2 separate regions of the Homo sapiens genome follow, and region 2 is linked to region 1. The links are chromatin contacts, found by Hi-C or POLR2A ChIA-PET in ENCODE. All regions are on one chromosome and are shown on one strand. The core of a region is the stretch at or near the end of the contact, and the rest is flanking DNA. Distances in the headings are between cores, read along the strand shown.

Region 1 (5,506 bases), core at 1,572-4,071:
CAGGGATGATATTAAAATATTTAACACTTGGTATAGCCCAGACACCAGCCAGTCAGAACAGACACCAGCCGTCACCAGGCTGTGTGCACCAGCGGAACATCAGCCTTCCCACACAGCATTTTGCATTGATCTGCCTGCCTCCCCTATTTCATTCCAAGGTCCCACAGGCTAGAGAACACGACTTACTTATCTCTGCACCCCCAAAGAGTGTCTGCCAACTATTAGCCTCTCTTTATTCACATATCTGAATAAACAATTACATGAAAAAGAGAAGCAAAGGTCCTGGCCTCATTTGAAGTCACCTCAGCACAAATTTCTCACTCTTGGCACTTTCTGGGTCAAAGTAACCCTCCTTTCACCTTGTCTTCTGGCTATCGGAAGACTAAATCCCCCAGCGCTTTCCCTTCTCTTCCCTGATGCTCGATTTCAATCAAACACTCGTATTGGAGCTGAAGGTGTCTTCCCAAGAGCAAGTTCTCACAAGTGGTGAAGCCAAAACCCACAACATCCTCCTCTGCCATCCGTTCCAGAGCGTACACTTGGCCCCAGATGCCAACGGAGCGCAGCAATGGGGAGAAGGAGGTTTCCTGAATTCACAGCTTCCAGCTCAGCTCAGCGTTGGCAACTTCCGTTGTCTACTTTTCCTCACTTGTACACTCACCTTTTCTAGCCCCAACTTGAAAGTGTGTTTTATAAATTTATTCCCTCCCCGTCAGGAAAAATAAGCTACAAATAGGCCAAAGTAAATTGGCTGAGCATTTGAATAAATGATTATTTTTCCTAAGTGGCCTCTCACACATAGCCAAAGTTCATGATGTTAGCCAAAAAATAAATAGAGGGAAAGTGAGAAAAATTAGATTAAAGAGGGTTGGACAATCTACATAGCATTCCCCAAAGTTCAAGCTGGAAGAGGCCCTCGAGATCAGCTACTTCAAGGTTTCTCAAATTGTGTTCCAAGGAACTATAGGAGTTTCAAGTAGCCCCATCAAGGAGATAAGGCTGCAGTACCCTCATCACCCCTCTAAGCAAATTTGGCAAGGTTTTATCTGTTTTGCATAAGAGTTTACTTGAATAGAGAGTTTTGTGGTTACAAATGCTTACAAATTACTGTTCCAAGCCCAATCCACATGTTTTACAAATCAGGAAACCAAGTCTGAGAGAGGTGAAATACTTTGCCTGGACTTTCACAGCAAACTGATAATAGAGTTAGAATTCAATTTCAACTCTTCTAATTCAAAGCCAATACTTTTCCTTTGGTACCTGGCTGCCTCGTGGTATTTTATATCTGTTGTCACTTGCTCAGAATTCCTTTTTTCTTCAGTCAAGAACTCTGTTTCCCCTCCCACAGGGGGCTGAGGAGTCATGAACTTCACTCAAGCTGAACTCCCAGAGCCTGTGATCCCAATCACCAAAGATACAGTGATTGGTCCAGGGAGAGAGAAGATGTCCTTCTGAGACTGAGGGTAACCTGGAGCTGCTGCAGGCGCTGTTGCAATCACGGGTACCCATTTGTCTGAGATTGACACCAACATAAAAGAGAGCAAATTAGAGTGGTGGAGAGAGATGTGGCAGATTTCTGAAGGCATTGTTTAAACTCTCAGACCCACCCATGTGGAAAGTTTGTGCTATCTCTGGGCTTTTCAATAATGTAAGTCAATACATTTTTTTTGTTTAAATTAATTTGATTCAGTTTCTAACATTTGTTGCAACATTGCCCTGATTAACGTGTGTTCTAAAGTTACTTTTATATATAAAGTATCATACACTTTACCAAACTTTTCCATTGCTCCAGGTCATAGAGGTGGGTGGAGCCACCTTCCCTCATCCCTGGATGGTATCACCTCCTTCCTGGATAAAAGCTGGCTACAAGGACACATGAAACCTAGGATGTCACAACATGCCAGAGAAACTAATGTGTCCAAAAGATATGCTTTGAGAGCCCTCTAAGTGTCATTGCCGTTTCTCGTCCACTTGATGCAAATCCGTAGTCCAGTCAGTAGCAAGATAGAGCAGGAAAAGTATGGACTTTTCAATTAGATGAATTGTGATTGTGTTTGATGTCTTGCCTTCCTGAGTAGCAAGATTACAATAAAGGGAAGAATACATATGTATCAGTCAAGGTCTAATCGGGAAACAGAAACCACTTCAAGGGTTGAACCAGAGTAGATTTAGAGAATTGTTTACACAAACGATAAATAGAGGAGCTGAGAAACCAAACGAGATGGTGAGACAACTCTGAGATTAGCAACAACGGGAAGCACCTACCTACCACTCCTAGGACTGCAAGGACAAAAGGAGGGGGTGGTGATACTGGAGCTCAGCAGCCAGATTACCAGATGAAAGCCATAGTGGGCCTGTCTGGAGGGAATCAGAGATAAGAAGAACACTCAGCCATCACTGGAGACCATGTAGATGCAGACAGAAGGCAGGTAAGGGAAGTGTCTTGGGTGGCTTCTCTTCCCCTGCTATCTTTAGGCCAACAAGAACCAAGACATGTTCACCATGATGTGTCACTGGTAGAAATTCACAGGTGGGATCTTTTGATAGTCCTTGACCTATCTGCTGCATTTCAGAGTTGAAGTGGAAATGATGTTTCAACCAGGTCAGAAAAGTACAAGGTCCTTCTCCATGATTTGGAGGCTTCTTCAGTCTTCGCTAGTTTTTGTTTGGGAAAACTGTTTTCTCTTTTCTCTTCTATCACTTTCACACTAAGCAAACTCTTGCTACTGAGTTACATCAGCCATGTCCTGGAAACATGCAGGGGAGTTGGAAGCAGCCTCATCTCCCGAAGCAGCTGACCTAGGCCTTTTGTTCCTCGCCCGTTGTGGGCAAAGTCCTGGTAATTTTCATTAAGCCAGCTGAGGGGATCAGCATTTGGCTATAGGCCCACCCACCCCTATAACTTCATAGTTGTGAGCCTGCCAAAGTATAATTAAAAGACAGGCCATCCATGGGAAATAACCCCATTGAGAAATTCCAAGAAAGGAGACAGAACTTCCTGAAACTCTTTGGTCATCTTCTCTGCCTTGTTTTATTTCTCCATGGGATGTGCCAAGCCAAGAAAGCTAGAAGGTCATTGAGCAAAGTTACTCATTTATGGGTTCTTTATTTGGTCCAGCCCCAATTTGTTATAGTTTGCTTCTCAACAGCAAGCAAGGAACAGTCTCAGCCTGGCAAGGAAATACTGCCTAATCTTTGTTGATATTGGGAGGGCCTGCAGTTCATCAAGTGCAAAATTGGGATTTAATGGGAAATGACTCTCGGGGAAGAATTGAGACATCTTCTTGTGTTTTACATGTTATAAAGGGTTGCGTGACTTTTAACTGCTTAATTATGGAGCCATTCATTCACCAAACATTTGTTGAGTAATCTGTTAGTGTGTCTTCCCAGTTTTTCCTCAGAAAACAAAACTGATGCGGGCAAAACCATGATAAGCCTTTGGTAAAGATGAGAGATCCCCTTCGATATTTTTTCTTTTCAAGAAAGAGAAAATCAATTTCACGAAAATCTAAGCAATTTTTAAGAACAGCTAAATTTCAGGTGAAGAAGATGTTTTACTAACTTAATCCCACAGAAAGACGATGTTTCCAAGAGGAAGGAATTCATACTCTGAAGGCAGAATTGGACCTGATTCCTGAATCTGGAATCATCAGCTGCTTGGACATGAGTGAATCACATCCTTTCTGAACCTCAGTTTTCTCATCAAAAGAATGAGCATCACAATATTGGCCATGTAAGGGAAGACATCGAGATAAAAAAATCTCTAATATATTAACAGTCTATTAGGCACATATTAAGTGATCGCATAATTATGAATATTATTACTTACTCAATATCCTTAGACATGTCTCTTTGCCCAACTAAAGTGAGCTCACATTATTTCTCTCTGCCCCAAACCCATAGCTTTCTCCCTTCACTCCCTCATTAGGTTAACCAGGAACACAATGCTGTGTCCTCTCTGATCAGGCTCCTAGTGCTGCATTTTATGAGCAGTCTTCACCCTTCCCCCACCTCCAAGTAGCCGATGCCATTGCACCGTTCTTGGTTTGTATAAATGCAACGAGCATAGTGCCTGGCACGGAGTAGGTTCTCAGTAAACATCTGTTGAGTGAATGAACAAGTAATCTGACCTAATAAGTGAAATGATGGAACGGCATGCAAACTTCTTATTAACCCTAAGTACCTTGGGTATATTTTAGGATGAGACTACTGATACTATGGCAAATAATCCAAAAGAGGATCACTAATGTGAGAATTGTAGGAATTCTCACATTAGAATTGTGAGGAAATGAGTAGGGCACATCCTTTTGGGAGGGGTACTCCTCAGATGGGTGTTCCTCAAATCATAGCCTGACAATGTACTCCCACGCCCTCTGTGAAGCATTGTTTATTCTAGGAAGTATAGAAATTGGTGGTTGGATAATTATTGAATAATTACTAGAAATGGCTTATAAGCCTTTAAAACAACTTGCAGAAAGATATATTCGAATGCCTGAGTATCTCACCTCTAACATATACCTAGTACACACACCGCAAAATTATTTGTGGGGGCAGTGGCAAAGGATGTGCTCAGGCCTCCTTGTGATAATGGCAGAACACCAAAGCCTGGACTGTGTAGTCTGTGCCCATATAATTCTGGTGCCCATGTGCCTGAACCTCTGAATTTGTCCTCATCAACTCCAGGCTCTAACCAAAAGAGCTACCCACCCACAGACTGGAGACAAATAATCAGAGTTCCATATTTGTCACAGTATCCCTTCTCGAAAGAAGAAAAAAAAAAGCCAAATATTGACTATTTGGTGTTTTCTCTTGATGTTGAATATGGGAATTTTTTGGCATAAAATTTATAACATATATTTTATATTACTCTTCTATGCATTTTATACCCCACAAAAATAAACAAGGTGGATTGCTGGTTGTTTTTTGCTTTCAGTCTCCCATCTGCTCTCTGCCCCTCTGCATCCTACTCTGTGCTTAGAGAAGGATGAGGAGTGGACTCTCCAGACTGTATCTCCCAGGCTCCCTAGGCCCTAGCTTCCGGTTGTTCTCAGCCAAAGGAAAGCACCAACAAGAGCTTATAGGGCAGGAGAGAAGGGTCAGGGTATTTTTCCTTTACTGCCTTGCTGCTCTGCTCTTTGTTCTGGCAGTAATTGCATCTCTAAGTCTATACCTCCTCTAAGGAACCCTCTCTTTACAGCCTCAATTCTCATCAGGCTCCAGAAACACTGTTTTCTCACTTGCTCCTTTAGGGCTAGGCAGTAGTGGCTTCTTTCTATTGAAAGCTACTAAATTCCCTGACATTTTTTGTTGGTTTCTTAAATCTTTCCCATACCTGTATAAAGACTCCCCAGTAATTAATTTTTTTCAATATCCAAGCTGAGTACAGCTTCTGTTTTTTGTTGGGATCCTAAATCCTATAGATAATTATAACATTATATCTGTTTTGTAGTTAAAGTATCATGCTCAGAATGTCTTGCACAAGAACATCCAACCTAGAATGTAGAAA
Region 2 (5,506 bases), core at 1,571-4,070, 310 kb before region 1:
CTCCAGTATGGCACAACAGGGCAGTATTAAATCATCTTGTCTTTATTTAAAATTTTGATAATTTGTTCATCATGCATTTTTTTGTACTAATGTTGATTATTTTAAATACTGCATCAAAATGTTTTTTTATCCTGATTACTGAGTTTTTGGAGCCCCCTTAAATGATTCACCTATGGGGAATACATCATGCCTCACCCTAATCTGAGCTCTGGCACTTACCTCTGTGTCTCTAGTGCCTAGCACAATACCTGAGACATGGTGGGTGCTCAGGAAATGCTTACGAATGCAAGAATGCTGGAAAAATAAATGGGAAAACTAATATGTCAGGTGTCTTAGAATTGGAAGAAAGGATAGTATAGGAACCACAGCACACGGTTTTCAACCCAGTCATAAAGCCAGGGGGGTTCCAATATAGTTAGTCATTGAATTTGACAAGCAGGCAGATTCCTGCACAAACACTTTTACAATAGCATTTTCCAAATGGATCCTGTATGTCACCTTCTTAAATCATTGTGCATATTTTCCACCCTTAAGGAGGAGAGTATTCAGAGTATCCTTTCTTTTTTCAACAAGTGTCTGTTAAATAACTACCTTTTTCTTATTTCTTCTATTTTCTTCCCTTTTTTTTAAATTTTGAGAGAGCAGTGTTGATGTTTACTTATCAGTAGCTCTGATTCATTGAATTTCTCTTACATGTTGGGTGTTGGGTGCTTTGAATGATTACAGCAACCTGTTTCAGGTAGGTTTTCTTTTTTCTTTTTTTTTTTTTTTCACATCCATCTTTCAAAGGTAGAAAAGAAGGCCTTTCCTTATTTTGAGTGGATTTAAAAGTAGAATTTTAAGCTAGGTTTCTCTGGCTCCATAGCCATGCTCTTCCCAGCACTGGGGACATGCTTGGGGATAAAGGCATTCCTCTGGTTGTGACTTTAACGGCATCCCAAAGGCAGAGGAACAGAATGCGGACTTTGAAACTGCTCTGACCTCCGCTGATGACAGGAACATTGCTGGACATGCAGGTGAGAATCTTATCAGTGGGATGAACTGCCCCAGACTTGTAGAGGCTTTCAGGTGGTGGGCTCCCTTTTTGCTTTCTTCGCTATGGCTTGCAAATCCTGCAGTTTAAGGAGGCAGCATACCTCTCAGAGGAAGTACAAGACAGTCTTTTTCCTAGTTTGCCTTTGACTAGGATCTTAAGCCTGTGAGACTCTTTGGGCTTCAATCTTTTAATTTGCAAAGAGGGAATAATTCTAATACCTTTCACTTACCACCCATGTTGACTATTGTTGAGTATGTGCAAGGCATAAATGTCATCTGTGCAAAATTTAAATGTTTGGAATTTACTCCAAAAGCAATGGGACCCTATTTCAGGGAATCAGAGAAGGTAATGATGATACAAGCTGAAACCAAACCACAGTAGAATGTGAGTGCAGGAAACCCTCCTTTAGTATGAAATATCTTGTTTGCATTAAGCTGTTTTACCTTGGAAGAGTTTGGTTCTATTTAGCAGTTTCCTAAAGAAGGAAGGCTGTATTTTCAGCCAAAGACCTGGAAAACATTTGTTTTTAAGAAAAGGTAGCTTAATCATTTTTCTGATGTTGTGGGGTGGGGCGGGGGACAGAGGGGAGGCATTTCAAAGCACAGACTTCTCTTATTCTGATGATCCAATGCCCTCTCTGAGTTCTAAAGTAGCTAAACACATTCATAGTAGTTTCACTGAAAGAAAGGACAGCCTGGAGCCAAAACTTTCATGCCAAACTTTAAGCTAGGGCAGAGTTTTATAGCCATGTTAGAAACCTCTGAAAGAAGGGGGATTATAGTGAAAAATGCTGACCTGTCCTTAACCTAACAGCAGGAATGGCAGCACCACAATCATAATGGTTTCTCCACCGCTTTACCCTGCCTGGCTGGCAAAGATCTCTTGGCTTCCTTTTGCGGCCCGATCTGTAGATGGGACAGCTAGGTAAATACCAGGCAGCCTGTGGTGGTTCCTGTGTTTTGCTTGAGCTGTTACTGGGCCACATAGATCTCCAGAGAGCCTTGAGGCCATGCAAGAAGAATTATATTGTTACAGAATCAGAAGATTTGGAAGTGCACTTGAGTTGTGTAGATCAGAAATTGTCAGACAAACCCCTGCTGAACCCAGGGGTTTCCCAGAAGAATGGGTCAGGAGCAGGACTTTGCAGAAGCATCTGGTGGAATGGGGCCAGGCAGGTAGGGGCAGGATACTCCATACCTCCATTTTAGCCAAAGCACCACTGCTTTGATACATATTGGGTTTGACATAATATTATATTTGCAAAAAGGATTATATTGAAAAAAATGATTTTAAGACCACTGGTCTGGTGTAACTTACTTTCGGTCCAGAAATTTCTTTTACAAATTCTTAGGCCAGAGATAATTCATTCTCAATTTACTTAGCTCCAGCAATGGGGGACCATATCATTCAGGGTCCAATGAAGAGACTGGAATCACACCAGTCATTTTAACAGAGAGCTCACTATAAAGAATTGTGAACTAGGTATCAGAAAACTGGGAAAGTAAAAAAGGGAAGAAAGTGACTGCATAAAATAGCTATTCCCTCTTGAGATAGGAACAAAGGAAAGAGATTGGAATTATTAAAACTTAGAAGCTCAGAGGAAGGTATGGAGCTGGGAACCAGATTTCTGAGGAAGAGACTGCTAAGGAGGCTGGTTCTGGGAGTGTTGGCAAAATGACAAACTGGAATCCACTGCTGCTGCCAAGATGAAGAACCTTTAGTGGAGGGACGCTGACAAGAGAACAGGACCAGCCCGCCCTTTCTCTTTCCTTCACTTACCCCCCCGCGCCCCCTGTTGGTAGAGGCCGACAGGGACTACCCTGGCAAAGGAGAAATATTGTAGATTTCCAGTGTCTCAAAGAACAGCATAGAAGGATATTTTCTTAAGCTGAGATGCAATAGCTTAACGGCCAACCCAGGGTTTCCTGTTCTGTTGTTGAATCAGCTTTAAATGAGAAACAAAGAAGCAGACAGAAAAACAAAATCTCTTTCCTTTTTTTGAGGAGAAGTATCTTTCCTTTCTAAGTTTTATTTTCTCCAGGCCAACTATGCCCAGTCCCTCTCCTGTCTCTAAGACATGCTGCATGGATGTTTTGGTTGCCATCCTTTGGACAGATGCCAGTTTCTCAGCATCTCTTTTAAATGTGGGTCTCAATTTGTCAGTGCCAATTGAAAGCCTTAAGAATGTGCATACTTTCTGTATTAACAATTACACTTCTAGGAATTTATCTTTATAAATTTTTGTCTGCCTAGAAATTAAGCTATAAGGTTATTAATTTCAAAGTTGCTGACAATTTTTTTAAAAACATGGAAAAATCATAAATGTTCAATAATAGGGGATTGCTTTAGACTGTGGAATACTCAGCAGATATCAATGACAAATAAGAAGAAAATTGGACATCATCGTTGTTATTGTTTTTTTAGACAAGGTCTTGGTCTCTCACCCAGGCTGGAGTGCAGAGGCTTGAGCTCAGCTCACGGCAACCTCCACCTCCCTGGCTCAAGCCATCCTCCCACCTCAACCTCCCAAGTAGCTAGGACTACAGGCATGTGCTTCCATGCATGGCTAATTTTTATATTTTCTTGATAGAGACAGGGTTTTGCCATGTTGCCCAAGCTCGTCTCAAACTCCTGGGTTCAAGCCATTCCCTCGCCTTGACCTCCCAAAATGCTGAGATTGCAGGTGTGAGCCCCTGTGCCCAGCCAAAAAATTTAACATTATGAAAAGAAAGTCACATTATATTTTTAGGAAAAATAAGACAGGCTATGAAGTGGCATCACAGAAACATTCATTTTTTAGTACATATTTAAATTCACATTTTTAAAGAAAGACTGGAGGATGTGTACTACAGATAAATATCCAACATATGGTTGGTGGCTATTTTGAGGTGGAGAGATAATGGTCAATGTTCTTTTTTATCTACTTATTTGTATTTTAAATATAGTTTACAATTTACAGTTCATTAGAATATACTAATTATAGTACATTTTCCTTTTGTAAGAAAGAAAAATTAATGTGGTACTCAGAACAAAACTTTAGGTATGGGAGCATAGGAATCGGTCATAGGAGATAACACTACAGGTATGCGTTGATGAATGCATAGTATAATAGGATCACAGTTTCCCTTCCTCTGAGAAACATAGTTTTAGTAAGACAACCTAAGATGGCATTCTTTTTCTTTTGCAATTATGTTACTCCGTGGTAAATTTATAATCATTTAAAATTTAATATTTTTTTCACATGGAGATTATAGTTCTTATGGGATAGTAGATGGAACTCATTAATCAAGTCTTCCTACACTCTACAGATTTAAAATGTATTGTTTAATCAACTTGTTGGGCTATAATTTACATTAAATAGAGTGTAAATATTTTACATTTTAAATATAAAGTTCCATGAAATTTGACCAATGTGTACCCTTGTGAAACCACCACCACAGTCAATATATGGAACATTTCCATCACCTCACAAAGTACTAATTTTTTCTTCGTGAGGTGTTCCTTTGCAGTCAATCCTTCTGTTGGCTCTGGGCCTAAGGAGCCACTTCTCTGCTTTCTATTCCTTTAGATTAGATTTGCCTTTAAAGGAATTTTACATAAATGGAATAATGCTGTATGTACACTTTTGTTTCTCACTTCTTTTCCTCAGTATAATGTTCTTGAGATTTATCTGTTGCTGCATGGTTAAGTAGTTCCTTTTTATTGATGATTAATGTTGCATTGTACGACTATATCACAGGTTGCCTATGCATACACTTCTTGGTGGGCACTTGGGTTGTTTCTGGTTTTGAGCTATTTTGAATAAATCTTTTGCAAATATCCTAAAAACTCTTTTTAGCACCTATGTCTAGGCTATATATTGATCCCTATCGAATATCTTTTTTGTTTTGTTTTGTTTTGTTTTGAGACGGAGTCTCGCTCTGTCATCCAGTCTGGAGTGCAGTGGCACGATCTCGGCTCACAGCCAGCTCCGCCTCCTGGGTTCACACCATTCTTCCGCCTCAGCCTCCCGAGTAGCTGGGAGTACAGGCACCCGCCACTATGCCCAGCTAATTTTTTTTTTTTTTTGTATTTTTAGTAGAGACGGGTTTCACCTTGTTAGCCAGGATGGTCTCTATCTCCTGACCTTGTCATCCGCCCACCTCAGCCTCCCAAAGTGCTGGGATTATAGGTGTCAGCCACCGCGCCCGGCCTGAATATCTTTTTTATTTTTAAGCTTTCAATAAATCTTACTGACATCTAATTGATAAAAGTTGCACATATTTAATGTATACATTTTGATGAGGTTGGACATATGCATACACTCGTGGTACCATCGCCACAGTAAATGCACTGAACGTATTCATCTCCTCCAGAAATTCCCTTTGTTGTTGTTGTTGTGTTGTTGTTCATCTCAGTCTTTTAAAGGCTCAATTCCATCACTGAATGAATTTTCTTCCTATGGTAGCTACTTATTTGGTGAGTACGTCT

The links. Hi-C counts contacts between places; a loop is a spot of excess contacts on that map. ChIA-PET counts read pairs that join two places held with the same protein, here RNA polymerase II (POLR2A).
Region 2: a loop to region 1 is called in a map of heart right ventricle, with 2.0 times the contacts of the local background. The contact joins two enhancer-like sites. A Hi-C loop is called at or near these places in 1 of 168 maps with a recorded cell type or tissue (heart right ventricle). POLR2A ChIA-PET finds 5 or more read pairs at or near these places in 2 of 52 experiments (CD4-positive, alpha-beta T cell and activated CD4-positive, alpha-beta T cell).

The regions. Positions count from the first base shown.
Region 1 is chr9:3,766,611-3,772,116 of GRCh38, reverse strand. No RefSeq gene overlaps it. Among named protein-coding and RNA genes, the nearest start is that of RFX3-DT, 100 kb to the right of the region's middle. Within about 2 kb of position 2,821, at least 2 of the 41 ENCODE cell types and tissues checked have a DNase peak (open chromatin) inside an H3K27ac peak, as active enhancers do.
Region 2 is chr9:4,075,010-4,080,515 of GRCh38, reverse strand. The region is part of intron 4 of GLIS3 (GLIS family zinc finger 3); the gene reads left to right. Among named protein-coding and RNA genes, the nearest start is that of GLIS3-AS1, 180 kb to the right of the region's middle. Within about 2 kb of position 2,820, at least 5 of the 41 ENCODE cell types and tissues checked have a DNase peak (open chromatin) inside an H3K27ac peak, as active enhancers do.